Regions from separate parts of the Homo sapiens genome. Here all the other regions are linked to region 1. A link is a contact called in ENCODE Hi-C or POLR2A ChIA-PET data. All regions are on one chromosome and are shown on one strand. Each heading gives the region's core, a stretch centred on a gene start or an enhancer-like site at or near the end of the contact. The rest is flanking DNA. Distances are from core to core; before and after follow the strand shown.

Evidence for each region. A loop is a pair of places that touch in the nucleus more often than their neighbours do. ChIA-PET counts read pairs that join two places held with the same protein, here RNA polymerase II (POLR2A). Pooled maps may share reads with other maps.
Region 2: a loop to region 1 is called in a map of HepG2, with 9 times the contacts of the local background. The contact joins two enhancer-like sites. A Hi-C loop is called at or near these places in 6 of 168 maps with a recorded cell type or tissue (Calu3, HepG2, PC-3 and 3 more) and 1 of 50 pooled maps. POLR2A ChIA-PET finds 5 or more read pairs at or near these places in 2 of 52 experiments (MCF 10A and activated B cell).
Region 3: a loop to region 1 is called in a pooled map, with 6 times the contacts of the local background. The contact joins two enhancer-like sites. A Hi-C loop is called at or near these places in 2 of 168 maps with a recorded cell type or tissue (naive thymus-derived CD4-positive, alpha-beta T cell and posterior vena cava), 1 of 37 single-sample maps with no recorded cell type and 4 of 50 pooled maps. POLR2A ChIA-PET finds 5 or more read pairs at or near these places in 3 of 52 experiments (MCF 10A, PC-9 and naive thymus-derived CD4-positive, alpha-beta T cell).

What each region holds. Positions count from the first base shown.
Region 1 is chr1:218,423,929-218,428,796 of GRCh38, forward strand. The region is part of intron 2 of TGFB2 (transforming growth factor beta 2); the gene reads left to right. Among named protein-coding and RNA genes, the nearest start is that of TGFB2-OT1, 16 kb to the right of the region's middle. Within about 2 kb of position 1,948, at least 6 of the 41 ENCODE cell types and tissues checked have a DNase peak (open chromatin) inside an H3K27ac peak, as active enhancers do.
Region 2 is chr1:218,362,840-218,367,707 of GRCh38, forward strand. The region is part of intron 1 of TGFB2 (transforming growth factor beta 2); the gene reads left to right. Among named protein-coding and RNA genes, the nearest start is that of TGFB2-AS1, 20 kb to the left of the region's middle. Within about 2 kb of position 2,984, at least 11 of the 41 ENCODE cell types and tissues checked have a DNase peak (open chromatin) inside an H3K27ac peak, as active enhancers do.
Region 3 is chr1:218,461,005-218,465,872 of GRCh38, forward strand. No RefSeq gene overlaps it. Among named protein-coding and RNA genes, the nearest start is that of TGFB2-OT1, 21 kb to the left of the region's middle. Within about 2 kb of position 2,489, at least 23 of the 41 ENCODE cell types and tissues checked have a DNase peak (open chromatin) inside an H3K27ac peak, as active enhancers do.

The sequences.
Region 1 (4,868 bases), core at 698-3,197:
AGGCTTGTCTGACTCCAAAGCCTCTGCACCTTTTCGCTACGCTAATGATTTTCAAAGGCACTTGGCACAGCCCTATGGCTTCTTCAAAGAACTCTAAGGGACCACTGAGTAAATGGAATGGATTGATTGTCAGGTGGCCCAGATGGCCAGGACCCTTAGTCAATGAGTGAAATTCCACTTTTTTCTGCTGTATACCCTGCATATCACAGAGTGTTGATTTCAGAAATGGCCACCAGGAAGGAGGTAACTAAGAAGCCAGCAACAGGTTCTGGTTTTGGCCTTATGATTTTAACATTGTTATCACCAACATGATGAAGACATTGGCTGCACTGTTGCTAGTGCTCTGTGGCTCCGAAGAGTAGCTTATACATTGAATAGCAAACTGAAAATTCAGAGAGATTCCAAAAGGCTAAAACTTGGGTCAGATAATAGAGTTCAACATTAACAGATATATATGTGTAATTTGCATTTATGTTTGAAAAATGAATTATATAAATACAGGCTACAGCAGTGGTTCTCAGAGTAATCCCTGGTTAGCAGCTTCTACATCACCTGGGAACTTGTTAGAAATGCAGATTCTTGGGCCTCCACCTCATCCTATTAAATCAGAGGCTCTGGGGATGGGGCTTAGCAATCTGTGTTAATGAGCACTCCAGATGTTTCTGAAGCAGGCTAACATTGGAGACCACTGGGCTAGAAAGACCAACCCTCCTCCCTTCTTGCTTTGCATTATTTCTTTCTCTTTATTCCACCTCATTCCAGAAAGGATTTGGAGTGGAAAAATCTGACTTAACAACAGTTTGTGAATAAGAACAAAGGTTTTATTTTACAAAAAAATTTCTGTGACTCAATGATGTGTTGTGGCTGCTGCCAAAAGTAAATAGTTTGCATTAAAAGTAGTGACCAGAACAAGGGAAGCAATAGCTACTCCCCTCTTCACATTTGACAGGTTCTGTATATCTCCATATTCTGTTAGACCATATCTGGAGTTTGTTGAGGAACTAATTTTAAGAAGACATTGGAAAGGGTTTTAACAAGGATGGTGACACACCTTGAACTTTTGCCTTAAAGGGATCAGTTGAGGGAAGCCACCTCTTGTGACTAGAGCCTGACATGGAAAAGAAAGAATTTTACATCTTGCTCCAGAGGGCGAAAAACAATATTGGAAAGCCTTCTCCACTGGTATTAAGAGGGAAAGACATTAGTCCAGGCTCTTCCTGAAGGGCTTTGTTAACACACCTAAGTGCTTCAGGCTTCCGTTTTTTGTTTGTTTGTTTGTTTGTTTTTGTTTTTTATTTAGTTGGAGTCTTGCTCCATCACGGAGGCTGGAGTGCAGTGGTGTGTTCTCGGCTCACCACAAGCTCCGTCTCCTGGGTTCACGCCATTCTCCTGCCTCAGCCTCCCGAGTAGCTGGGATTACAGGTGCCAGCCACCACGCCCGGCTAATTTTTTGTATTTTTAGTAGAGACGGGATTTCACCGTGTTAGCCAGGATGGTCTTGATCTCCTGACCTCATAATCTGCCCACCTCAGCCTCCCAAAGTGCTAGGATTACAGATGTGAGCCACCGTGCCCGACCTGGTCTTCTGTTTCTTTTAGAATGCAGATAATAAGGGCCATGATGTTCATCCCACAAGATTTCTGTGAAGGGCTAAAAACATGGCAAAAAGTTCAAATATTTGAAAAACTACAATGGTTGTACAAATATGAGGCAATGGCGCTATTATTAAGGAAGACTAGTTGATGGAAATTTTAAGTCCAAGATAATGGAGAATCTCAACAATATGGATTGTCCAAAAGGGGGACGACCTTTCTCATTAAATAGTGAGTTCACGGTCATGAGAGGCCTTTAGACAAAGAGATGTTAGAGAATGAACTGTATGGGATTGAAGCAGATGGTTTCAAAGTGCCTTGCCAATGCCAGTATTTCATAATGCTGAAGTGAATGACTTGAGGTCAGGCAGATCTGAGAGACTCGTGCTCACAGCCAGCAGAGTGAATGTTTGATTCATCATTTGTTCATCACTACTTGCAAGTCACTGCAAACATTTAAAACATTTAAATACATTTAAACACTGAACACACTTAAAGATATTTAATGATTAAACATATTTAAAGCGTTAAAAACATTAAATGCATTTAAAAACAAGATGGGCCCACACTAATGAACCTGGTGTCAATTTTTCTCTACAGCACTATAGTTAAATTCCCTTTGCATTAGAAGTCTGATTGAATAGCCCCATGGTCTCCTGTGGATCTGTTGATGTATGAATTTGGAAAGTAACATTGAATTCCCAATGCTTTCTTATAACTCTTTGCAATGTCTCATAGACGTGTAAGAGATGTTGCCCTTAGTGTCTAACCCAAGTCCTGAGTTGTTTTACAGCATTTTTATTTTAAGGTTAAGATTTCTTCTGGCTATAATTTTGCATCTAGACTTCTACTTGTTTTTTCCCCCCTCAAACTATTGGGTAACATCAGTGACTTTCACCTTTATCCACTGCCCAGTTGGCTGCTTTCCAATGGCAGAGAAATGAATGGATGCTTTTGTGTAGGGAGTTGTGTAATTCAATGAAGAGCTTGGAGCCTTGCTGAAGGCGATATGTGGGTATTTCACACATATTATATCTAATGATTATATATCAGTAATGTAATGAAGGTGGCATTCAAACATCACTGTGGGTGGCAGCTAAGCCAAAGACAGCTAAATCTTATTTTTAATACATGAGAAGCCCCCTTTTCTAATTCAATCAGAAACAGTTGTTGGTCAGTTAAAGATTAAAAAATCAGTTAAAGCCAGGGATTAGAAAAACATAGGAGAGAGAAACAGAAAGAGAGAGATGCAAACCTTAAATTTTTAAAACTTAAAACAAATATATATGTATGTACATATGGATGTATACATACACATTCACATGCTGAGGCTGAGTTCTTTTTGTGAAAGGCCAAGGACTTTTCTTTGACATGGATGTGCCAATTACCAATCCATGTCATTTTGTTTTGTATAAATCACATTTATAGTGCATCATCTACAATTTCTATTTTTATTTTTCTGAAGTAGAGATGTTTAAGGACAATTGCTGAGCAACCTGAGTGTAGGATTCTTCTAACTTTTTATCGTATTATTTCTTCTGTAGCTGTCTCTCTCACACCTAAAATTAGAAAAAAAATTATTGTGATAAAATATACATAATATAAACATTACAGTTTAACCATCCTTTAAGTATACAAGTCAGCAGCATTAAGTACATTCACCACAATATTGTATAGCCATCACCACTATCCATTTCTAGAACTTTTTTTATCGCCAGCAGAAACTCTGTACCCATTAAACAATACCTTCTAATTACCTTCTACACCCCTACTAACCTCTAACCTCTATTCTGCTTCTTTTTTTTCTTCTTATTTATTTATTTTATTATTATACTTTAAGTTCTAGGGTACATGTGCACAATGTGCAGGTTTGTTACATATGTATACATGTGCCATGTTGGTGTGCTGCACCCATTAACTTGTCATTTACATTAGGTATATCTCCTAATGCTATCCCTCCCCTCTCCCCCCACCTCAGGACAAGCCCCAGTGTGTGATGTTCCCCTTCCTGTGTCCAAGTGTTCTCATTGTTCAATTCCCACCTATGAGTGAGAACATGCGGTGTTTGGTTTTCTGTCCTTGCGATAGTTTGCTGAGAATGATGGTTTCTAGCTTCATCCATGTCCCTACAGAAGACATGAACTCATCCTTTTTTTGACTGTGTAGTATTCCATGGTGTATATGTGCCACATTTTCTTAATCCAGTCTATCATTGATGGGCATTTGGGTTGGTTCCAAGTCTTTGCTATTGTGAATAGTGCCGCAATAAACATTCGTGTGCATGTGTCTTTATAGCAGCATGATTTATAATCCTTTGGGTATATACCCAGTAATGGGATGGCTGGGTCAAATGGTATTTCTACTTCTAGACCCTTGAGGAATTGCCACACTGTCTTCCACAATGGTTGAACTAGTTTACAGTCCCACCAACAGTGTAAAAGTGTTCCTATTTCTCCACATCCTCTCCAGCACCTGTTGTTTCCTGACTTTTTAATGACTGCCATTCTAACTGGTGTGAGATGGTATCTCATTGTGGTTTTGATTTGCATTTCTCTGATGGCCAGTGATGATGAGCATTTTTTCATGTATCTGTTGGCTGCATAAATGTCTTCTTTTGAGAAGTGTCTGTTCATATCCTTTGCCTACTTTTTGATGGGGTTGTTTGATTTTTTCTTGTAAATTTGTTTAAGTTCTTTGTAGATTCTGGATATTAGCCCTTTGTCAGATGGGTAGATTGCAAAAATTTTCTCCCATTCTGTAGGTTGCCTGTTCACTTTGATGGTAGTTTCTTTTTGCTGTGCAGAAGCTCTTTAGTTTAATTAGATCCCATTTGCCAATTTTGGCTTTTGTTGCCATTGCTTTTGGTGTTTTAGACATGAAGTCCTTGCCCATGCCCATGTCCTGAATGGTATTGCCTGGGTTTTCTTCTAGGGCTTTTATGGTTTTAGGTCTAACATTTAAGTCTTTAATCCATCTTGAATTAATTTTTGTATAAGGTGTAAGGAAGGGATCCAATTTCAGCTTTCTACATATGGCTAGCCAGTTTTCCCAGCACCATTTATTAAATAGGGAATCCTTTCTCCATTTCTTGTTTTTGTCAGGTTTGTCAAAGATCAGATGGTCGTAGATGTGTGGTGTTATTTCTGAGGGCTCTGTTCTGTTCCATTGATCTATATCTCTGTTTTGGTACCAGCACCATGCTTTTTTGGTTACTGTAGCCTTGTAGTATAGTTTGAAGTCAGGTAGCATGATGCTTCCAGCTTTGTTCTTTTGGCT
Region 2 (4,868 bases), core at 1,734-4,233, 60 kb before region 1:
CTTGTATTTTTGACTCATTCAAGAAGGAGTTTTCACATGCGGGTTAGAAATGATGACAGGTGGTTTTAAGAACACTGAAATCTAGGCCAGCCAAATGAAAACCAAAGTTTTATTCTTAATCGGTAGACTGTCTTTTGTCAAAGGAGGTCAAAGCCTTTCTTATTCATCTTTAATATAAATCAAGGTATTTATTTTACCGTTTCAGTATGTAAATTGTACTCTGTTATTTTAACATTAGAACGTGCTAAAGGGAAAACTGAATTCAGGAGTCTGACTGCTGGTTAAGGGATGCCAGAAGATCTGGGACTAAAATCTGGAATCCTCCTTAGATCCTCAGTGTCTAATCCCCTGGCCCCAGGTAGCAGGGACCTTATTTCTGGGGAAATGATAAGAACATTCAATGAGTCCCTCTTCTACTTTGAATCTTTGTATAGTTCTGTGCCAGGCATCTCTTCAGTAAAATAGCTAATGACTGTGCTTTTTAAAACTCCTAGCTGTCTGCCCAGTTGTTACAACACCCTCTGGCTCAGTGGGCAGCTTGTGCTCCAGACAGTCCCAGGTGCTCTGTGGGTACCTTGGTGAGTACACTTGTCTGCTTTATTCCTCGTTTGACATAGTTATATCAAATCCATCTTTAGTGTTTGTCTCCTGTGGGGAACTTGCCAGAGGCAAGATGAGATTCTGAAATGCAGCCTTGTACCTGAGCGATCACAAAGGTGCCTAGAATTTTTTTTAGTAAGAGTTTACATGAGAAAAACTGATGAATAGCTTTGAAGTAATGCAATGACTATATTGCAGCATGTAAAAGAATGACTTGTGGGGATGAGATATGTGTTTTAGGGGTCACAGAGTGATTTGACATACACCTTTCCTGATCCCCATGGAGGCCACTCTCTGGAGGGTTGGACAGCATGGCCTGAATGTCAAGGGAATGTTCCTTTTTATATCTTTATTTGTATCTATGTTCTTGTTCTTGACACATAGTAGTTGCTCAATTAATGTTTCTTGTCCTGAACCAAAGTGAAAGGAGATTTTCTCTCCTTTAAGGTTCTAGAGCAAGCTTGTCCAACCCTCGGCCTGCATGCAGTCCAGGATGGCCTTGAATGCGGCCCAATGTAAATTTGTAAATTTTCTTAAAAAATTATGAGATTTTTTTTTGCAATATTTTTAAAGCTTATCAGCTATCGTTAGTGTTAGTCTATTTTATGTGTGGCCCAAGACAATTCTTGTTTTTCCAGTGAGGCCCAGGGAAGCTGAAAGATTGGACGCCCCTGCTCTAGAGGGAGACCTGTCGGGGAGTTATGCTGCTGATTATTTGTGACCTTTGTATTGACATGTCTCGTTTGCTTAAGGAAATGGATCGTCATGGGTCAGGCCCTCAGCCAACTGGACCTGTGAGCTTGCCACTTGCTCAAACCACTTAGCCCTGACCCTCGGAGCAGGTGCAAGCTCCTCAGAGCCAGCACCAGGTGTTAGGCTGAGGGGTACAAAAGCCAGAAGTCCTCAACCCTTTCTTATTGGGAACACTGATTAATTCAGCCATTTATTGAATGCTTACTATATGCTGGACGATGAGTCCACAACAAAGAATAGAGCTTGGGTGATCCTGACGCTCAAGGAATTCAGTGGCTAAAGTTATCCCTGAACCATGCTCAGGAAAAAAGGAAACAGACTTGCAATCCTGGCATTGGTTCACTGCATATTTTTGAGGCCCTGAGAAGGTTTGGATTATGTTGATTCTAAGTGTGGGTGGAGGTCCCGGCTAGAGACAAAAGAAATGTTTTTATTATCCTAGGAAAAGCCTAGGTCACTGGATACCCTATTCTGCAATGTATCATGCCTACACATTGTTGGTTAGAAATCAGTATAGTTTATTTACAGTGGCCTAAGCTGGGGTTTCCTCAAAAAGAACTCATTCTGTTGAGAATATACGTTGATTTTAGTACAGAGAGCCTCAAAGTGGCTACAAGCTGCAATGTGAATAAAAAGAGTGAAAAGTTTAATCATGCCTTTAAAGCTCCCGTTTGTGAGTCATTACGTTTTGTTTTTATACTCTAAATTCTAATTTTATTTCACTAGCTCAACCAAGGAGTTAAACATCTGATTTTTTCCCCCTAGCTAACTGGCTATTTGGAAAGGAAAACGGGAGGGAATGAGAGAAAGAAAACATTTGTTGAATACCCCCTATGTCCCTGGTACTTAAGACACATCATCCTAATTTTCCCCACATTGGTTGGTCAGGGAGGGCCAGAATGACGATCCCCATTTTTTAGGAAATCGTGGTTTGGAGAGGTAAACACCTTGTCCTTGGTCACAGAGCTGGCTGGTGACAGAGCCAAAATCTGAATTCAGGTCTGGCCCAGATGCCACCATACCACAGAGACCCCAAACTTTTCCCCCCTTTTTTGGCTTTTCCTTTGGAATCCTGTCCTGTTAATTTTGTAACTTTCTTGCCTACTACTTGGGATTAATTTCCTTTTCATCTTTTCCTCCCATAGTAAACAAAGTGAGAGGCCTACCCTGGTTCTTCGGGCGGTTTTTCTTCTCAGACACTCCTCACTTGGGGTTATTTTCGGTCACTTAATTGCTGCGAGCTTCTGTCTTCCTTTGGTGAAAAAGCATTGGAAACCCACCCTGCTCCTCAGCGAGTCAGGGAAAATCAGGAGTGTCTGAGGGTGTGGAAGGGGAGATGGGGCGCAAGCTCCACATAGATTCCCATAACAGTGGGAGGCTCTTCCACCTTGCCTAGCTCGCAGGCTCTGGAAAAACCCTGCAGACCCCTTTCAGACCTTCCCTGCAAGGCTGCTGAGCAGTGGGGCTCTGCATTTTTTTTTTTTTTTGTCTCTGTTCTTAGAAATAGTAATTGAGTAAAAATGTAAGTGAGTGTATGCCAGGGGGCAGGCATCCAGGGTCAGGGTGAATTTCTCCATGCTGAGTGTGATTCTGAACACTCGTTAAGTGAAGTTGGCCTGTGCCAAGCAGCTCCAGGGCCATCCCTGTCACCTTGCGTGAACCGCCTCTCCATTCCAAGGAGATGTTGGGAGCGGCTGAAGTGAGCGTGAGGCCTGTGGCGCCTCTTGCTTTTCTCACTCTAACCTGGGTGTTGTTGATAACGACGTGTTCTGACACTGACAATTGGACTGGCAGCTCTGATGCTGCATCAGCTTTAAATTAAATACCCTGGAGGAGAAAATAGTCCATGCTCCTCACAGCCATGTGACTGCGAAATCATTTTTCTCTTTTCAAGCTTATTATCCCCAATAATATTGGTTAAGATGTGGTTAGCCTGCCTAAAGGTTTTCCTATTAAGACATAAGAATCCAGTGTGTAAGCAGTAGAGATAAGTCTCTCTATGAAGGAATGGATTAATAGTCATGAAGGCAAATATAATTTTTTAAAAAGAGTATTTACTGAATAAGAGGCTTTTAAGTAACTTGGTTAAGATTTAAAGGTGGTATTTCTCTCTCTCTCTCTTTTTTTAGAGACAGAGACAAGGTCTCTCTGTTGTCCAGGCTGGAGTGTGGTAGCATGATCATAGCTCACTGTAACCTCTAACTCCTGGGCTGAAGCAATCCTCCCACCCCAGCCTCCTGAGTAGCTAGGACCACAAGTGTGCACCACCACACTGGCTAATTAAAAAAAAAATTTTTTTTTAGAGATGGGGTCTTGCTATATTGCCCAGGCTGGGCTCAAACTTCTGACCTCACACAGTCCTCCTGCCTCAGCCTTCTGAAGTGCAGCGATTATAAGACATGAGCCACTGCGCCTGACCCGAGGTGGTGTTTCTCAAAGTGTGATATGCATTTCTGTCTCCTGGGACATCCATCAGATTTCTTGGCCCCATTTCAGAGCTGCCAAGTCAGAATCACTGGGGTGGGTGGAGCTGAGGACTCTGCACATTTTAAACAGGCACTGCAGGTGCTTCTGACGTCACTAAAGTTTGCAGCTGCTCAAGTCAAAGGATGCTCTGATTATGCACATCTGTTTACTCAGTCATACCACATGGATGGATTCAGATCCAGTGGACTCTCTGTTTGATCAGCTGGTCCTTCAAGTGTGACCCTGAACCTACAGCCCCTGTGGAGTTTTTGCCACGTGCTTTCCATTTTCCCAAATGCAGGCAAATATTGAGGTAGTTTTTAATAATATTACTTGTTATTAAGAGTACCACACATACCCTCTGCTCACTGTTCATCACAGAGGAGAACAATGAGTGTGCAAGGAAGTAAATTAATCGTGTGTGGGTGTTGGATGTTATGTATTTCTGCACTCAGATGCCTTCAACCGGGCAACGGTGGAGTGGGGAAGGGACTTTCAAAGCTAGTGTTTAATGCATAAGTGACACATACCATGTATAAGGTAATATGTAATTCCCTGAGGTAGCATTTGGCCAAAGCGCTGCTGACCTCTTGGTGGCCTGAATCGTGTTCTGAGACATTCCATGGGGTAAGGACCTAGCAAACAATGGAATGTAAACTTTACTATCTCAGCCAAACTCAGCTTTGGGTAACTGCAGGTTTCTCTTTCCAAACAGTGTTTTGTTCAACCAGAGGCATTAGAGCAGGCAAGAATCTGACCAACCTATTAAGAAGCAAAGTTAATGATAAATCACTTGGTATTTTCTTTGTGCAACCCTGTGCCCCCTGGTATTCTGATGTTTTTGAACCACCTAATACTTTGAAGACAACTGTACAGTATGGATATTCTATAACTACCGTAGATTTTTTGGCTATTGAACTATTTACAGAAATACCCAGTTCTCGTATGTGGTCTACATCACTAAATAATCTGATTGAAGTGTGAGAAGAATGACTTGATAGTGTTCATTTTACCTCCGCATAAGTCTTCAGTTAAAAGAGCTGTACATT
Region 3 (4,868 bases), core at 1,239-3,738, 38 kb after region 1:
TTCCAATAATGATTTTGATGGAAAATACACCGCATATTTATTAATCACCAATTGCATCGAGACCTTTTTAGCTCTATTAACTTCTTTACCCTTCAAAATGACTTTATGATAAAGTAGATATTATTATCATCCTCATCAAATTACATATAAAATCACCATGTTCAGGGAGTGTAAGTAATTTTGCCTGAGATCTCTGTTAGGAAGTGGCGAAGCCAGGATTTGGGTCTCTGGGTGTCTTATTGCTTACACTGCTCCGTAAAGCCCCCAAACTAGACTGCTACCTATATGTATGCTTTAATCATGTGAATTCAACTGGAAAAATGTGCTGTTTTGAAAGTCACTCAAAGAGTTAATACTGGAAATAAATGAATGGCTATGTGGAAATTTTAAAAGTTTATTATCATGGAAAATTTCAAACATATACAAAAGTAGCAAGAAGAATACAGAAGCCTCATGTATCCTTTATTCATCTACAACTGCTTTATTTACATTATTCTTCACTTTCCCTTTTCCTCCACTGGATTATTTGGAAAGAAATCCCAGATAGTGACTCAATTGACTAAGATCTTTAAAATTGTTAACACAATGATATTTCTGCTCCTGGAACATAAACATGCTTAGACAATTTTGGTAAAACCATCCAAAGAAACTGATTCCCTCTGGTTGTTAGAACTATTCAGCTGCTGTGTGTGTGTGTATATATATATATATGAGTGTGTGTGTGTGTGTATACGTATATATATGTATATACACACACACATATATGTGTATATGTATATATGTATATACACATATACACATATATGTGTGTGTGTATATACGTATATATATGTATATACACATACATATGTGTATATATAAACAGCAGCCAAATGGTTGCTGTATATATATATGGCTATATATATATATATAGCCATATATATATGTGGCTAACCGTTCACTATATATGGCTGACAGTTCACATTATCCTCAGACCCTATTAGTTCTTCTATTAGTTCTTTAGAGTATGAAATATACCCTACATAAGTGGAAAGCAAGAGATCCTCTAAAGTGTACTCCTCCGTATTTTAGATAGACTTACATTTGGGAAATAAACATGTAATTTTGCATGTCCCAAGTGAACCTCAACAGAGTGCTCTAGATCAGCATAAATGTATTAAACTTTCAGGTGCTATTACTTTCTTTTCCGTTGCAGATTTTATATGCAGTATCACATAAGTGAGCTTTTTCCATTCTCTTCAACGGAGTCTCTGTCCATTTTTTCAGAGGCTGGTTGTTGGTAGTAACAGCAGGAACATCGCCAGCATTTTACCATGACGCCCTCAAGAGTTCAAGACTGGTTTGGAGAAACATCCAACATTTAAATGTGTATAGAAAAACTTTCAACCACCCCAGCAATTTTTACAAAAGTTTTAGGAGAAAGCCTTATCAAGAATGATCTTTTATCTGGGGGAAACTGTTACAATTTTACTCTTCAGCATGATTTGGGTTTTGATCAAAACTAGAGATTGTGACAGTGGGATTTTATGCAGAGGTCTGAGGTGTATATGCACATGTGTGTGCATGTTTGTGCACATGCACGAACATACCAGACCAAGCAGGTGGGTGGAGAGTGATTTGTAAAAGTGACAGGAGGGGCACATGAGTGAGAACCATTTTGGTGTCTGTAGCTTTATGTACTTGGGGATGTCAGGTCTAAAAATAACTCTCCTTTGGAACCATTGTTGTTTATCTGTATCCTGGGTTTTCCCATTCTTAAAAATACCCTGACATACATAAAAAGACTGTATTCCAAAGGTTAATGCCCATTAATCCGAAGGGAGTGGTGAGTAAATTCCTTATATATCAGTCTAAGAATAGGTCTTGGAGCTATTCAAGTGTGTGCCATCATGTGAGCAGTTTCTTCTTTTTTTAAAGGAAGCAAATGGTAATGGTTGGGGAAGAAAAGGAATAAACGGTAAAAAAAAATGGATAAAAGGGTTTGGATAAAATAAAATTTACCCTAAACATGTCTCTGTGGCTTGAAAGAATCACTGCATAGAAAAGGTTTTATCTGGGGAGGGGTTGTGGGGGGAGAAGTTGTCTGAGAATATTTTCCCCGCTGTGGCATTTCCCATTGGAGCCTAACCCAAAACTCTGAAAATCCAAGGAAAGTGAGCACTTTTATTTTATTTCTTTCTTTTTTAAGGCTGCTTTGCACTGTGATTTTTTTGACTCAAGGGATTCTGATTCTTTCCTCTGCATGCAAGGATAACAGGCCCTAGCCATGTCCAGCTTGCCCCCTCAACACAGGTCAGAATCCCTTTCGGATTTCTGTTTCCAACAGAATGTCTGGCAACCAGACTTTCTGAATCAGCGTTGTTTCTGCACCGCTGCTCCCGACACGCTGGAGGCCAGGCAAAGAGCAAAATACAAAGAATTGAAACTAATTCCGCAAGGCTGCTAAAGGTTTCAGATACAGCCCAGTTTCCTCTCTGAATCCGTTGTTCTCCTCTGTGCCCCTTTATGCTTCTGGGCACCACACTCTAGGCGAAAGAGTCTCCTGGGACCAACACCTAACCAGGTTTCCTCACAGTACCTGTTTGTATGGTGAGTTAAAAACAAGCAAAATTTAAAAACGGTGTACATCTGGACAAGTTGGAAAGGTCAAATGGATTTTTTTTTTTTAAGGATGTATTTCTGCATGACTCACTGGGCCTTCTCACTTCCTGCTAGAATTATTACAAAATATATCTGGAAGACAGTGAGCCCGCTGATGACTTCCCTTCACGGACTACACACAGGCCTGCTGTGGTATCAGGCGCCCCTTGGCCAGCTGCCCTCTTTCTTGGTCCCCTCTCCAGGGTCACTAGCAAAGACACAGACTGGCCACAGATAACAATTACTTCTCCCAAGCTGGCTTGTTCCATTAAGCATTTTGGGAAAACCAAATGGCTATTGATGATGATTGAGATTTTGCTCATGTGCAGCCCTAAAGGGCGGGAAAAACACCACTCTGGAAAGGTATTGGATGATAGCTGTGAATGACATTTCTTATGACGACTGCTATTTTGAAATGTGCTTTGTAATAATATTTCAGGCACTCAGTTTAAATTTCAAGTTCTCAAGCAAAATTATATACAGTAAGGAGGAAACTTTCTGCTCCCCTTGCAAATTTTTGTTGGTGGTATTCTCATAATTCTATTTTTTTTCTTATAGGACAAATTTATGTGTCTTCTGAGATATTATTATTATTATTATTATTATTTTTAGAGGGAGTCTTGCTCTGTCCTTCAGGCTGGCGTGCAGTGGCGCTATCTCGGCTCACTGCAACCTCCGCCTCCCGGGTTCAAGCAATTCTGCTGCCTCAGCCTCCCGAGTAGCTAGGATTACAGACAAGAGCCACCACACCCTGCTAATTTTTGTATTTTAGTAGAGATAGGGTTTCACCACTTTGGCCAGGCTGGTCTGGAACTCCTGACCTCAAGTGATCCGCCCGCCTCGGCCTCCCAAAATGCTAAGATTACAGGCCTGAGCCACTACACCCGGCCCTGAGATATTATTTAGATGTCTCCTGAGATAATTAGTTGTATGTTCCCACCCCTCCTCTTTATTTGTAGTATTTTCAAAGACAGATCTATTTTAAAATGTCACCAATTTAGATAAAGATGGGAACCTTTTAAGTACTTATAAAACATTAGTGTTCATGCAAAAAATAAATGTTATAACAACAGTTATGCTATATCCAGTCCCAGGCCCACCTCTTCTCTTAGATCCTCCTCTTGCCCAGTCCTTGGAATTATTTATTCACATCCAGTGCTGCCAGCTCACCACTCTGAATCTTTAGCCCTAACCTCTCCCCTGAGCATTGTTCACCCATCTCTAAGGGTCAGTTGAATAATTCACTTACATGACCAGTCACCTAAACCTTACGGTTCTCACCTGAGGTGATTTTGCCCCTCAGGGGATATTTGACAATTTCTGGAGGTTTTTTGGTTGTGGAAACTTAAGGGAAAGGTGCTATTAGCATGGTGGGTAGAGGCCAGGGCTGTTGCTAGATACCCTAGAATGCATGAGAAAGGCCCTCATGACAAGGAATTCTCTGACTCACAATATCCATAGTGCCTAGATTGAGAAATCTTGCCTTAATCTAAGAAGAAATTTATTCAGTTTTTCTCCTAAATCCCACTTTTTCCATTAAACATTTTTTTCTGAGTGGGGAGCAGTGGCTCATGCCTGTCATCCCAGCACTTTGGGAGGCCGAGGTGGGTGGGTTACTTGAGCCCAGGAGTTCAAGATCATCTGGGCAACATGGTGAAACCCTCTCTCTACAAAAAAAAAATAATAATAATAAAAATAAAAATAAATTAGCCTTGTGTGGTGGTGCACGCCTGTAGTCCCAGCTAAGCAGGAGGCTGAGGTGAGGTGGGAGGGTCACTGGAGCCAGGGAAGTCAAGCCTGCCATGAGCAATGATTGTACCACTGCACTCCATGCACTCCAGCCTGGGTGACAGAGAGAGATCCGGTCTCAAAACAAAACAAAAACCTTCTCTGAACAATTCTAGTTATTCCTTCCTTTGAACTCTACTGCGTATTTGTCACTAAATGATGTACTGCTCTATATTATTTTTTTGGATGTGTGTGTGTATAGTTCGTCTCCCTAAATGAATTTGAGATTTCCTGGCAGCAGGGCTTATCTCCTCTTTTCTTTTTGTGCTTTGAACTATGCCCACCCCAGTGCTCTGCACTTAGCATATACTCAATATGTTTCAGATAAATGAATATATCTTCAGTGAATGGTTGAATCCTAAAGTTTAAAGACGATACATTGGGGTGATGGCAAGGCTTTCCCAAGAAACTTAGACAAGGGGTAAGAAAGGTTGCTGTTA